Regions from separate parts of the Homo sapiens genome. Here all the other regions are linked to region 3. The links are chromatin contacts, found by Hi-C or POLR2A ChIA-PET in ENCODE. All regions are on one chromosome and are shown on one strand. Each heading gives the region's core, a stretch centred on a gene start or an enhancer-like site at or near the end of the contact. The rest is flanking DNA. Distances are from core to core; before and after follow the strand shown. Region 1 holds the start of CTC-338M12.4 (a long non-coding RNA gene). Region 2 holds the start of TRIM7-AS1 (TRIM7 antisense RNA 1). Region 3 holds the start of GFPT2 (glutamine-fructose-6-phosphate transaminase 2).

Region 1 (4,500 bases), core at 339-2,838, 890 kb after region 3:
GCTCTCTCTGGGCCCAGCCAGCGTACACAAAAGCCCAGGGGTCTGGGGGTCCAACTGTGCCCTGAAGGACGTGCCCAGACAGGGAAGCGGTGGAACACGGATACCTAACTGTCCTTCTGCCTTCCGCTCGACCGCAGGAATTTAAATAAGTAATGGCTCCCATTCTCACCCATCTCTGACTATAAGAGACAGTGTTGGCACCATGTCTATTCAAGTAGTTTTAAACAGGGGCACAGATCAGGATGATAGCAGCCACCAACATCTATGCAAAATAAAGGGGGCATTATACCTAAGTATATACTTTTCTATTTGTGACATCTATCAACTTTCGTTTCTCATCTGTGAAATGAGATTGGAAATAATATTAGTATCTACATTACATGGTGGTGTGGAAAGTGAAGAAGCAAATGTAAAGCGCCCTGAACAAGGCAGAGTAAATGTTGTGAAACTTAGCACCTCTTGGGTGCCAGGCCTTATTTTAGGTCTTGGGGACACAGCTGTGAACAAGACAGAGGGGGGACCCTGGTTTGTTTTATTTGCAGTTTACTTCCTACGGTATGCGAAGAGGGGAGAACATTGGAACAGAGACACGGAGAGAGCCCTGCGGGTATATGGGAGAATAATGTTCCTGTGGAGGGAAGTCAAATGGGGGAAAAATATTTCAATCGGAGGGAAGAGTTAGTGCCAACGTACTGAGCTGGAGTGTGGAGGGGCTGAGGACAGAGCAGGGAAATGGAGGGTGCAGTTAACCTAGGGCCTTGAAGGCCTGGAGAAGAACCTTGGCAATGTCTGCTAGAAAGCCTGCGTAAAGGCAGAAGACAGGCGAGGGAGGGTGGCAGAGCTGCCGGAGGCTGTAGACGCCCAGGTGTGCAGGGAAGGCCAGGATCCCTCCCTGAAACAGCTTGCTCTCCTGGTCCTCTGCAGGTTCCCCTGCCTTCCGCCGCAGTCTCCCTTGGGCTTTCCGGGACGTTGTCCTGGCTGTGGTCCTCCGCAGCCTGTGGACCATCCTAAGGCTCCAGGTTTGTATACATCACCTGCCTCCTTGGCACCCCCAGCTGACTGTTCTTTCGCTTTTCCAATACGGGACTCAATCCCTACCCAGGTGATTGTGGTGGTCGTGGAAGACCGCTGCCTTCACCCTCCCGCTAACCAGCTTGCTGCCCCCCACTCGGGTCATGCCAGCGCCTCCCTGAGCCCTCGGGCACAAATAGGTGAACGACCACACCCGCCTCCCGCTGTGGACTGAGATTCGCGGTGCGAGGGGTTCCCGGGTTGAGGACCTAAAACGCCGAGGAGTTCCAATTTGTCCTCGAGAACACGGGGTTTCTCCATTCGCGGCCGTCAACAGCACTAGATCACAGTTACATTTTTTTTCCTTTCGCGAAACCTCATTCGGTTCTCTTTTTCTTAAACGTTCCACAGGGAGTCCAGGTCCCCACCCACGCCCAAGGGAAAGGCCTTGCCGCGCCGCGGGTCACTGTCCCGGAAGCGGGAGGTTGCCACGTCCGGCCCCACCCTGCCCCGCCCCCTTTCCCGCTCCGCTCCGGGGCCGCCCTCTTTCCCTGCCTCGCGACACCCAGACCGAGACCTCGGGAATGCTCCGGCCCCCTGCCGCCGTCTCCCGGCCCGGTTCTCTTTCACTAAAAATAGGCGATTCTGGCAGCGCCCCTCCTATGGGGCCTTGGGGGCAATTGGGGTTTTGTCTTAGAGCCCGTGTGGACCCGGATGGCGACGGCAGCCCGAGGAGAGGGAGGGCTGACTGTATGGTTGGCTTTCCGACGACCAGACCCTGCAGGATTCGGCCTTTCCCTTTGGAGTTTTCCTCCATCCCCCTCCGTCCCTCCCAGGGGATGCCCGCAGGCCACAGTGGTCACTGAAGGTCAACCCTGAGCCGAAGGAGAAGTGGCCTCGACCCTGGGGACCCCTTCAGGTGCAGCTTGAGGGGGAACGGCCGCCTTTCCCGTTGGGCACCCAGCTGTGGCTGTGCCCTGTCCTCGCCCAGCTCCCGGCATAGGCATGCGCTCTGGGCCGGGGCCGGGGCCCCCCGCCTCCCCGGGAGGAATCGCTGGGTTGACTCTGGGTCAGCAAAGGGAGCCCGGCCCTTTCTAGCGGGGGGACGTCCTGCAGCCGCTGGAGGAGGCTGAGTCACGCTTTTCCCACCAGAAGTCTACCTGTGCCTGCGCCCGCCGGACCTGCCGGCCTCTTCCTTCTCATCCAGGGGGCCTCTTCTCCAGCCTCACGGAGGTGGGAAGCTTGCTGGAGGCCCCTACCTGCCTTTTGGGGAAGACCCCGAGGCTGGCCCACGCCCTGCTGGCAGGACCCTTCCTGACTGGGTCCACCGTTCTTCTGGGTCTCACCACTTCTCCCAGCCCCTGGGCTGCTTCCTCTCTCCCGTGTCTGGGACCCCAGAGGCACCACTTCCATTCCATACAAGGTAAGAGTCCCAAGGAGAGGCCGGGCACGGTGGCTCACGCCTGTAATCCCAGCACTTTGGGAGGCCGAGGCGGGCGGATCACGAGGTCAGGAGATCGAGACCATCCTGGCTAACACGGTGAAACCCCGTCTCTACTAAAAATACAAAAAATTAGGGCGTGGTGGCGGGCGCCTGTAGTCCCAGCTACTCGGGAGGCTGAGGCAGGAGAATGGCGTGAACCCGGGAGGCGGAGCTTGCAGTGAGCCGAGATGGCGCCACTGCACTCCAGCCTGGGCGACAGAGAGAGACTCCGTCTCAAAAAAAAAAAAAAAAAAGTCCCAAGGAGAAATTGGAGAGGCTCTCCTATGAAAATCCATCTCACCATTCCTTTTCTGAGGAGTCCACAGGACCTGTACAGTTGGAACCAGCCCCTCAGGCTTCCCTGCCAGAGCCCTTTTCTCCAGGAGCAGAGGCATCCATCCCCTCCTGCCAGCATTCCAGACCCTGGAGGGCTTGCGCGGTGGCAGGTTTTCCCTTGAATGCTGAGGCGAGGCTGAGGGAAAGGTGCGTGGCCAGGACCAGAGGGCCTGCTGACTGCCAGCTAAAACTCTGTGCAGGAGGCTTTCCCACGTACTTTACGTACTTTAAGATGATGAGCAAAATCCTTACTGTCTCCCTGCAAAATCCGTGTGGCTTCCTCTGGCGTGTCCCATACTCTTGTGTTTGTGGCCAGACTGGGCCTCCGCTCTTCCTCCAAACTCATTAGTTCTCTCCCACACAGAACACACATTGTTCTGCCTGGAAGGCCCATCACATCCCTCCCCAACCCTCTCGGTTCAATCTAAGCTTTCTTGGGGTCTCAGCTTAGGTTGCCTGTTCAGGGAAGCCTCTGGGACCCTCAGGTCTAGGTCACATTTGTTTCATGCTTTCACAGCGGTGGTGTAGTGTATACTGGTTCTTCTTATCCCTCAGGTGTCTCCTCACAAGGACTGCTCTGTTTCTGCTAAGTGTTGCATTCTCACCACCCAGTGGAGGCTTTGGCCTGTGGAAGATTCTAATTTTGGTGGCCAGCCTCATGGGTTGAAAAGTAAAGGTCAAGTAGTTAAAGGAAGGGCGTTCCAGGCAGAGGGATCAGCGTAGGTGCAGAGGTAAGGTAGGGATAGCTTTGAGGGCTCCTTAGGAGGGAGTGAAACCCCTGAGGGTCAAGGAGCCCTAGTTTGGAAGGCCTTGCTACTAAGGGATCTGGATTTTGTCCTGAAGCCTAGAGTAGTTTCTTTAAGAGTCTGATCTCGGCCAGGCCTAGAGTAGTTTCTTTAAGAGTCTGATCTCGGCCAGGCCTAGAGTAGTTTCTTTAAGAGTCTGATCTCGGCCAGGCGCAGTGGCTCACGCCTGTAATCCCAGTACTTCGGAAGGCCAAGGCAGGCAGATCACGAGGTCAGGAGTTCCAGACCATCCTGGCTAACACGGTGAAACCCGTCTCTACTAAAAATACAAAAAATTAGCTGGGCCTGGTGGCACGTGCCTGTAGTCCCAGCTACTCGGGAGGCTGAGGCAGGAGAATTGCTTGAACCGGGGAGGTGGAGGTTGTAGTGAGCAGAGATCATGCCACTGCACTGCAGCCTGGGTGATAAGAGTGAGACTCCATCTCAACAACAACAAAAAAAGTCTGATCTCAGCACTGTCCTGCCTAGACTGCTTCTTTTTTTAGGACAAGTTTTTATTGCTACCTGCTAAAAACGCACTTATTGTCACGGTGCAGGCTAGGTTGGAGGAGTAAAACTAGAGACAAGAAGAGTTAAGAAGCCACTGCAGTATTCAAGACAAATGAGTCAAGCCAAAGGCTGAGATGCTGTACAGGAAGGTCTCTAGGGGGACCCTAAATTTAGCTGGGGGTGGTGGTGCAAGATTCCTACGAAGTGGCACTAAAGGAGGGACTGAGTACTTACTAAAGACCTTATGACTAAGAGGTCTCTCTCATCCCTACACTACTTCCTTCACTCCAGTGTCTAGAATTGGCCTCTGTATATAGGAGCTCTTTGGTTGAGCATGGTTCACACCTGTAATCCCAGCAGTTTGGGAGGCTGAGG
Region 2 (4,210 bases), core at 662-3,161, 850 kb after region 3:
ATCACAGCACCATCCCTACCTTTCTCCTCTTTCTCCAGCTCTCCCCGAAGGTCCTCTGAGGAGGAGAAACAAAGCAAGGCGTGCATGAGCGACACGGGAGATTATATGGCAAGGTCACCAGCTCTTTATATCCCAACTGACTCATTCATTCCCCAGAGACTCCTAAGGCCAAGAGTGAACGTGCAGGCACAGGGCCAAGCATGGGGAGCGGGGGGCAGGGGGCCCATACCCAAGCATTCTAGCTCTACCCAAGTGGCTCTGAGCTGAGCTCCCCTGCACAGCTCTCTTCCTAACCCCAGTCCCCCAGCAGTACCCCTCTACCCCATCTGTGCCCATGAGAAGCGGCATGCCCTGCGGGGGCCTGACTAGATTTGCCACCACAGCCCCTACACCAATCTGGCCATGGCACAGCCAGCTCCTATTTTCACACACAGCTTCTGGAAAGCACACCCAGGGACCCCTGAGCTACCAGGAACCCTCCACCACCACCGCACTATGTGGCCCAGCTTGGCGCCCAGGCCCCTACCTTTGAACTTCTTCAGCATCCCTTTTAAGACAAAGGTCTTGAGAGAAACATTCCAGACTTTATTCTTCATCTCAGAAGAGACTGTGGTTGGCTTGGGGCCAGGCACATTGCTACACCTGCAGGACAAGGGCTCTGAGAAGGGCCTGTGTGCACCATTTTGCTCCCACAGGCTGTGACAATTAGGATGGCGAGGTCCTCTTGGCAGAAAGAGGTAGAAAAGGGAGAGCCAGACCTCATGCAGAAAAACCCATGGCCAGGCAGGTGGGCGTTTGTCTCGGAAGGTCCCCAGGCAAGCAAGTCGGGGGATCAGGAGGTGAGAGGTCAGGGGACAGGGAATAAAGACAAGGCTCAGTGAAAAGGGAAGAAGCAACTTAGAGAGGCCCCAGGAGCTGTGAGGTCACTCACCTGCTCAGCGTGCTTTTGAATTCCTGGAAGGAAAGATAGAGGAAACCAAATCAGCATCAGGTAACCTCCATTCACCTCTGAGAAACAAAGCTTGCCCCTTGCTGTGCCTCCCAGATGTAAGCATAAGCAAGTGTGCCACGCCTCACTGCCTGCGTGGGCCTCAGGGGCAGCAGCTTCCAGTGGCTGCTGGCTGCAGGGTGTCTCACCCACGCAGTGGACCTCTCACCCTTTGCCACAACTCTTCACGTGCTTTCTTTCTATCTTTGCTGCTTTCTTAGTTACAGAATCATCACTGGAGCTATCCCATGGGACCCAGTGCTGCGTGTGTCCTGGAAACCACCTGAGGGAGGTCACAGCCCTTATGCACCTACTGCTCACTCAGCCCCATAATGACTGTTCTTAACCCATCTATGGATTGTGAAGTTTATCTAGTTGTTTATAACTTTTTTTTTAGCGAAATAGAATAGAAAACATCAAAGTGCATACGTGTAGCAAAGGTGAGTATTATTTTCTGAGACTTTTGTCTCAAGCTTGTGATTCTGAAATACGATATATATTATTGTGGCTCATAGTCAAGAAAGTTTTCACATCTCTCTAGACCTCCAACCCCAGGAAAATCAGGGCACTTCTCTCCAGTCCCCTTCAGCTCCAGATCATGTGATTCTCCTAGACCCCCCAGGACTGACACTGTTCTCTAGCTGCTGGTCCTGATGCCTTAGGATAAATGACTCGAGCCCCTGGCTGAGCCAGACTTACCTGGAGAAAGTCAAGGTCAGGCTTTTGAGCTGTCTCCTGGATCTGGCTGCTGAGCTTGGACAGCTGGGTGATCTCAACCCCGAGCTGGGCCAGGTTCTCATTCTGCTTCTGTGCCACCTCCCGGGACAGTTCCTCCAGGCGGCCTAGCAGCCGACCCTCCTGCTCCACCAGGAAAGCCCTCAGTGCCTGGAACTCTGCCCCCACCTTCTCCTGCTCCGCTGCCATCTGTTTCTGTCCCAGGAGGAGAAGTTGGAGAGGGACTTGAACATGGAGACATAACATTTGGCCAGTGGCCTGAGTCATCCCACAGGGCAAGGCTTCGTCCCTGTCACTGCTGGAGGATCGGAGACACACCCACCTACGCACGCAGTGCGTGCTCTATTGTCAGTGTCCCAGCTCTGAACAAGCTGTAGTCTGGACACATGCTCTTTTCTCCCCTGCCACAGATGCACCCACACATGTCTGTGGACCTGTGCTCCATCACCTAAACCAAGGCAGCTTCATACTCCCCCCAGAACTACGCCAAGCTGCAGCTTCCTCACTTGAAAAGCAGAAGGGATAAATTAGTGCCTCCTGGGGCAACCATAGGATTAAACTGAGATTGCTTTTTCTTCCTCAAGCACATTTATTTCATCACCCTCAAACTTTTACACTTCACTTTCTTTTTAAAGGCCATCTTTCCTGTTTAGCAGTTATAATGCTAACACATGCTCAAAATACAAAACTTGGGAGATGTAGGAAAGTAGAAAGAAGGAAGAAAAGTCCGATGCCAGTGACCAGAGGTAGCAGCACACCCCCAAGGAACGAAGTGAGAATATGCGGCATGCAAGTGTCATATTCTGTTCTTTCCATTAACAGCATACACCGGATTTTTTACTCGAGTTTTCAGATGCAGACTCATGCCCTGATCTCTTGATTTTTTATGTGAACACACGTTTGGCACTCAATATGTCCCACCAGGAAGTTCCTCTTCCTTAAAACTCCTGGGCGGAGGAAGGGAGTCCTGTGAAGTTGGGAGACCTGGGTTCAAGGTGTCCTACAATGCCCCCACCTTTCCTTCAGCTTCCAGGCAGGCTGCAGTAGCCTGGAGCGCCTTATGGATATTAACTCCCTCAACCCTGACGGCAGCCCAGTGGGGAGGGTGCACTTCCCTTCAAGTCTTACAGGTGAGGAGACAAAAGACAGACACATCACCAGGAAGTGTTAAGCCAGGCTTCTCGGCCAGTTGCCTCACAAGGAGGTAGCACAAGTGAAACAGTATTTGCCAAAATACTCTAAGCCAGGGTTTCCCAACCTTAACACAGTTGACATTTTGGGCCAGATACTTCTTGGTTGTAGGGGGCTGCCCTGTGCCTTGTAGGACATTTAGCCGCCCCTCTGGCCTCTACCACGAAATGCCAATAGCATCCCTATCCCATTGTTGACAACCAAAAATATAGTATCTCCAGACTTTGCCAGATGTCCCCTGGGGTAGGAGCATTTTCAAATAAGAGCATTCCTTCTCCCTTTTGTGTTGCAGCAATAGTTGGGCTCTACCTCTGATGTTTCATTAAGCAGGGTATTGTAAATGAGACAAGTGTCATAAATCCAGAAGTATTTTATTGCTGCAAAGAACAGGTAGAGCTCACACCTGTCATCTCAGCACTTTGGGAGGCTGAGGGGGGCAAAGTCAGGGGAGAAGGTTGCTTGAGCCCACGAGTTCCAGACCAGCCTGGGCAACACAGGAGACTACCCCCAACCCCAGCTCTACAAAAAATAAATTAAAAATTAGCCGGGTGTAGTAGTGCACACCTGTAGTCCCAGCTACTCAGGAGGCTGAAGTGGGGGGATCGCTTGAACGACTCCAGCCTTTGTGACAAAGTGAGACTCTGTCTAAAAGCAAAGCAAAACAAAACAACAACAAAAACGAATGTGGGGGTGGATGGATGGATGTTGGGAGAGGACAGAGGTGGAAGGTGTTAAGCAAGGCCTGGGGACTCCGGTCAGAGACTGTGAAGCTGCCGCCGGTGCCAGGGAAGGCCCTCTGGTTCCTGGATGTCAACCAGTGGGGGAAGAGCTGCATTGGGAGTCATTTCTCCAGTGGAGGAGGGATGAAGGTCTAGAGGGTGAGCTCTTCCTCATGGAGGAAAGTGAGTGATGAGGTAGGAAGGTCTGGGATGCACACTGGGTGCAGGCATAACAGATATAGTTGAGGGTCTGGAAAGGACCCTAGGGTGTCTGAACTCCAGGCTCCTCCTCCACCCCTCCTGACATTGAGGATGGGAGGGTCCTCTAGTTCACCTTCCTTCAATTCCCTGCCTTGACAGGTCCTAGTAGATCCTTTCATTCTTTTTTTTTTTTTTTTTTGAGATGGAGTTTCACTCTCGTTGCCCAGGCTGGAGTGCAGTGGCATGATCTTGGCTGACCGCAACCTCTACCTCCCGGGTTCAAGTGATTCTCCTGCCTCAGCCTCCCGAGTAGCTGGGATTACAGGCATGTGCCACCACGGCAGGCTAATTTTGTATTTTAAGTAGAGATGGGGTT
Region 3 (4,113 bases), core at 238-2,737:
TGCTGTGGGCAGACCCTCCTGGTTCAAGGGTCTCCTGCACAAGTCTGGCCCCAAGGCCACCAGTTTTGGCCAAGGGTCTTGAATGCTACACTGAGAGGTGTGGAACATCAGGGCTTGGACATCTGGCAAAACTACCACCTTTGCCTCATCTCTGCCCCCAGAAACACCCAAAGGTGGCTCTACACATGGAGAATGGCGTCTGGGAGCACGAGATTTTAGCTGAGGGTTCAGGAATTTCCACGGATGCCTGTTCAGCCTGGGTGAGGCGGCATCCCGAAGCACGCTGCCCGCTCCGCCGTAGGTCGTTCCCTTCTGCCGAGCAGCTGGCCTCCGAGACAAGAGGCCTGCACAGACCTCGGCCAGGGCTCACCGCGGGCGCACCCCACCCCGGCCCTCAGCAAAGTCAGAGAGAGGCCTTTCATGGCTTCGAAAGTTCCTCCAGGTCCTCCAGCCACAGGAGGCTGGAATGGGTAACCGAATCCTACTCAAGGAAAAAAAAAAAAAAAAAAAAGAGCACAGTGACCTTTTGTCCCAGCAGAAGTTCCCGGCTCTCTCCCGGCCAGCGGAGGCGGCCCAGCCAGGAGAGTAAAGAATTGCAGATGTGCGCTCCGGGCCGCGGCCGCCCTCCCCACGGTCCCGCAGCCACGCGGGACAGCGCGGGAGCGCCGCGGGAATCGGACGCCCGGCCCCGCTCCCCGCCCCGGACTCCCTCTCGTGGCTTCGGGCCGAGGTTCGGGCAGTGACTGCCTCTTCCCCGCGCAAAGAGGCGGTAACGCGGCAGCGACCCTTCTAGGGACCAGACGTTCCTTTGGGGTCGCGAGGAGGACGCGCAGGCCCTGCCTGAGGCACTGACGCAGCGGGGGCGACCGGGCGGGCTGCGGGGACGGCGGGGCGGGGTCGCCTCTCCTCTCCTCGGTGGGCGCGGCGGGCTGAGTCGGGATGGGCGCCCCGCACTCGGGATGCGCCGGCCTGCGCGTGGCCGCCTTTGTGGGCGACTGGGAGACGTGGAGGAGAGCGACCTCGGTCGGCATGGGGTGGGGACCCCTCTGTTACGGGGTCCAGGCCGGACCGGACCAGGTCCCTCCCCTCCGTGGGGACCGGGCCTCGGTCCCCCTCACTGTGTCCGAGACCAGGAGTCGGGTTGGGCATCCCCCACCCACACCTCCGAGACGGCCACTCGGGGAACGCGGGTGAGGGGCAGCCAGGCCCGGCCGACGACAGCCCCTCGGTAGGGGCCCGGGGCAGATCGGCGCCCCCAGCCAGGTCCTCGGCGCCTGCTTGCGGGCGGAGGCGCGGAGAGGCTGCGGCGCCGGGACCCGCGGACGGCGTGGAGGAGGCGGCTCGGGCGGGCGCGGCACTCACCGCACATCGTGGCTGCTTCTCGGGCTCCTTCGCGGCTCGAGGGGGTCTGCCCGTTCGGACGCTGGGGCTCCTCCGTGGGCTCCTCCGTGGGCTCCGTGGGCTCCGTGGGCTCCGCGGGCTCCAGCTCCCGTCCGCTCGGCCTCCAGCCCTTATAACCCGGAGCCCTCCGAGAGGGCGGGGAAGGGGGCGGGGAAGGGGCGGGGCTTCCCCCGCCCGCCTGCTCCCATTGGCCCCCGGTTGTCGTGACAACGACGGGACCCGGCCCCCAGGAGCCAGGGAGGGGGGCCGAGGGGCGGCTCCCAGGCGCGGGTCGGGCGTGTAAGGCTGGGGCGCCGGGCGCCAGATCCCGGAGCGGGGCTTAGGGCAACCAACGGCCCGAGTTCAGACCCCGACTCAACCAGAGTAGGCGTGGAAGCCGGGCAGGGCCCGATCGCGCTGTGCCTCCGCTTTCCCGTCTGTGAAACGGGGCTACCCAGGGAAGCTCCCTCCCACGGGGTGCTGAGAAGTCAGACGGGCCGCGTAAGGGGCAGAGCGAGGGGTCCGGCATCACTCGCGCGCTCCGGAAACCCGCGTGAGCCGCTGTTCCTGCCGCGCTCCCATCTGAGTGACAGGCTTGTTTCAGAGCTCCGCAGACCTCTAAGCCTGGCCCTCACCCTGCGTGGAGAGAACGCCCGGGCTTGGCGGAGAGACGAGAAAACCGAGGCTCCCGGAGGCAGACAAGGACTCTGCCAAAACCGGACGCCGCGGCGGTGGCAGAATTCGACCCTGGGATTTGCCGCGGAGCCCGAGCTTGAAGGCGAGGGTTCCGCAGGTTGTGAACGAAGCTGGAGGCGCCCCAGGAAGCCCCGACCCCACCCGCGCCGAGCTGCCCCCTCCCCAGATCTGCCTCGCGCTGCAGGCCCGCGAGGGACCCGGGGGTTCCTACGCCTGGGGTCGGAATCCGACCCCCCAGTGAGGCACCAAGGCCCGCGTTTCTCCGCCCTGGTTCCCGGCCGTCCCTCCCGTTCCCCCTGCACTCTGGGCCCCTCGTCTCCCGAGGAAGGTCACGAGAACCGGCCCAACGTTTGCGCACTTTGAAGTTTTTTTTTTTCTTAAAAAAATCCTGAAATTCTAAACGGATCCTCCTCAGTCGTGTAAAAAAAAAAAGATTTTTACATCTCGTCTAGAGCATTTTTCTAACATAATCCCTCCCTAGTTTCACCGCGACTCTGCAAGCCCTGGGGGAAGGAGGTTGTGCCATTGGAGGGTTGGGAAAACTGAGGCTCCACGACAGCGAAGGAGGGGGCTTGGGTGAGTCCTGTTGTTGGGAAATCTCAGAGCGATTCAGGAGCCGCAGCGTTTGCCCCCAACCCTCCACTATGCAGGGTCGCTTTCCTTCCTTCCTTCTCTCATTCCTAAGAACCCACTTCACACCTGTCAGGGTGCAGGTGCAAGAGACTTATTGATGAATGAGAACAGATCTGGCCCTGCCCTCCTGGCACTTACAAGTGAAGGGGAAGCAGACACTAAGCTCGTGGTTACACAGAGAGCTAAAAATTCCAGGTAGGATACAAGGAGGGGGCTGGGCCAGCGGTGGAGAGGGTGCCAGGCTCTGCCTGGGACTGGGCAGGGCTGCGCTGGTGCAGGTGGTCCAGAGCCTAGCGAAGCCAGGAAGGAGGGAGCAGCAGGCAGTGCAAAGGTCCCCTGGATGAGGGCTAGAACTTGAATGTGGAGATCAGGTTGTTTGGCCCAGACTGGCCTCCACTGTTGTAACTGAGGCGGGGACAGGGTGATGTCAACAGGCCCTCTGATAGCACCAAGACCCCAGGAGCCCTGGGGTCTTAGCAGGGTCCAAATCTGTCCTTTATCCTCCTGGAGGAGTCACAGGTCCACGGTGAGGAACGGCATGAGTGCACACTACCACCCATGGGGATGTGTCTGTAGCAGCTGCCGGCCTAGCATCACTCCTGCTTTGAGAACCCTCTGAGAGTCATCTGGGAGGTTGATGGCCTGGGCCTGGCCACACAGCCTGGGCAGTGGTTCAGAGGTCAGCATATGGCCCAGGCTGGGACGTTGATGACCTGCTCCAGCACATGAGGGAAACCAGCAGAAAAGATGAACTTGGCCTGGTACAGTGGCTTGGGTCTGTCATCCCAGCACTTTGGGAGGCTGAGGTGGGAGAACTGCTTGAGGCCAGAAGTTGGAGACCAGCCTGGGCAACAGGGAGACCCATCTTTACAAAAAGTAAAAAAAAAAAAAAAAAAAAAAAAAAAAAGCCAGGCACGCTGGGTGCAATGGCTCATGCCTGTAATCCCACCACTTTGGGGGGCAAAAGTTTGAGATCTTTGGGATTGCTTGAGCCCAGGAGTTCGAGACCAGCCTGGGCAACACAGCAAAACCCGTCTCTACTAAAAACACAAAAATTAGCCAGGTGTGGTAATGTGCACCTGTAGTTCCAGCTACTCGAGAGGCCGAGGCACGAGAATGGCTTGAAACTGGGAGGTGGAGGCTGAAGTGAGCCAAAATTGCACCACTACACTCCAGCCTGGGCGACAGAGCAAGACTGTCTCAAAACAAAACAAAAATCCAGGTGTGATGGCACGTGCCTGTAGTCTCAGCTACTCAGGAGGCGGGAGGACTGCTTGATCAGCCTGGACAACATATTAAAACCTTGTCTCTACAAAATAATTTTTTTAAGTAAAAAAGATGGCTTATTCTCTCCTGAGTGGTGTGGCTGGTAGGAGAATGTCCTGATGATGCTGGGACCTTCTC

The links. A loop is a pair of places that touch in the nucleus more often than their neighbours do. ChIA-PET counts read pairs that join two places held with the same protein, here RNA polymerase II (POLR2A). Pooled maps may share reads with other maps.
Region 1: a loop to region 3 is called in a map of ascending aorta, with 4 times the contacts of the local background. The contact joins the promoter of CTC-338M12.4 here to the promoter of GFPT2 in region 3. A Hi-C loop is called at or near these places in 1 of 168 maps with a recorded cell type or tissue (ascending aorta) and 1 of 50 pooled maps.
Region 2: a map of ascending aorta shows a loop between it and region 3 (4-fold over the local background). The contact joins the promoter of TRIM7-AS1 here to the promoter of GFPT2 in region 3. A Hi-C loop is called at or near these places in 1 of 168 maps with a recorded cell type or tissue (ascending aorta) and 1 of 50 pooled maps. POLR2A ChIA-PET finds 5 or more read pairs at or near these places in 1 of 52 experiments (MCF 10A).

Annotation. Positions count from the first base shown.
Region 1 is chr5:181,244,953-181,249,452 of GRCh38, forward strand. It overlaps CTC-338M12.4 (a long non-coding RNA gene), which reads left to right and starts at 1,589. Exons shown (of 3, transcript NR_109909.1): 1 at 1,589-1,930; 2 at 2,164-2,434. It also overlaps a transcript of TRIM52 not described here. RefSeq lists enhancers at 524-1,452, 672-721, 1,453-2,379, 2,380-3,307 and silencers at 1,532-1,611, 1,712-1,791, 2,022-2,121.
Region 2 is chr5:181,198,164-181,202,373 of GRCh38, forward strand. It overlaps TRIM7-AS1 (TRIM7 antisense RNA 1), which reads left to right and starts at 1,912. Exons shown (of 2, transcript XR_001743050.3): 1 at 1,912-2,853. TRIM7 (tripartite motif containing 7) reads right to left here. Exons shown (of 7, transcript NM_203293.3): 3 at 1,688-1,918; 4 at 932-954; 5 at 527-642; 6 at 20-55. RefSeq lists a silencer at 4,186-4,210.
Region 3 is chr5:180,351,849-180,355,961 of GRCh38, forward strand. GFPT2 (glutamine-fructose-6-phosphate transaminase 2) reads right to left here and starts at 1,488. Exons shown (of 19, transcript NM_005110.4): 1 at 1,363-1,488. The coding sequence starts at 1,369. RefSeq lists an enhancer at 1-142 and a silencer at 1,515-1,744.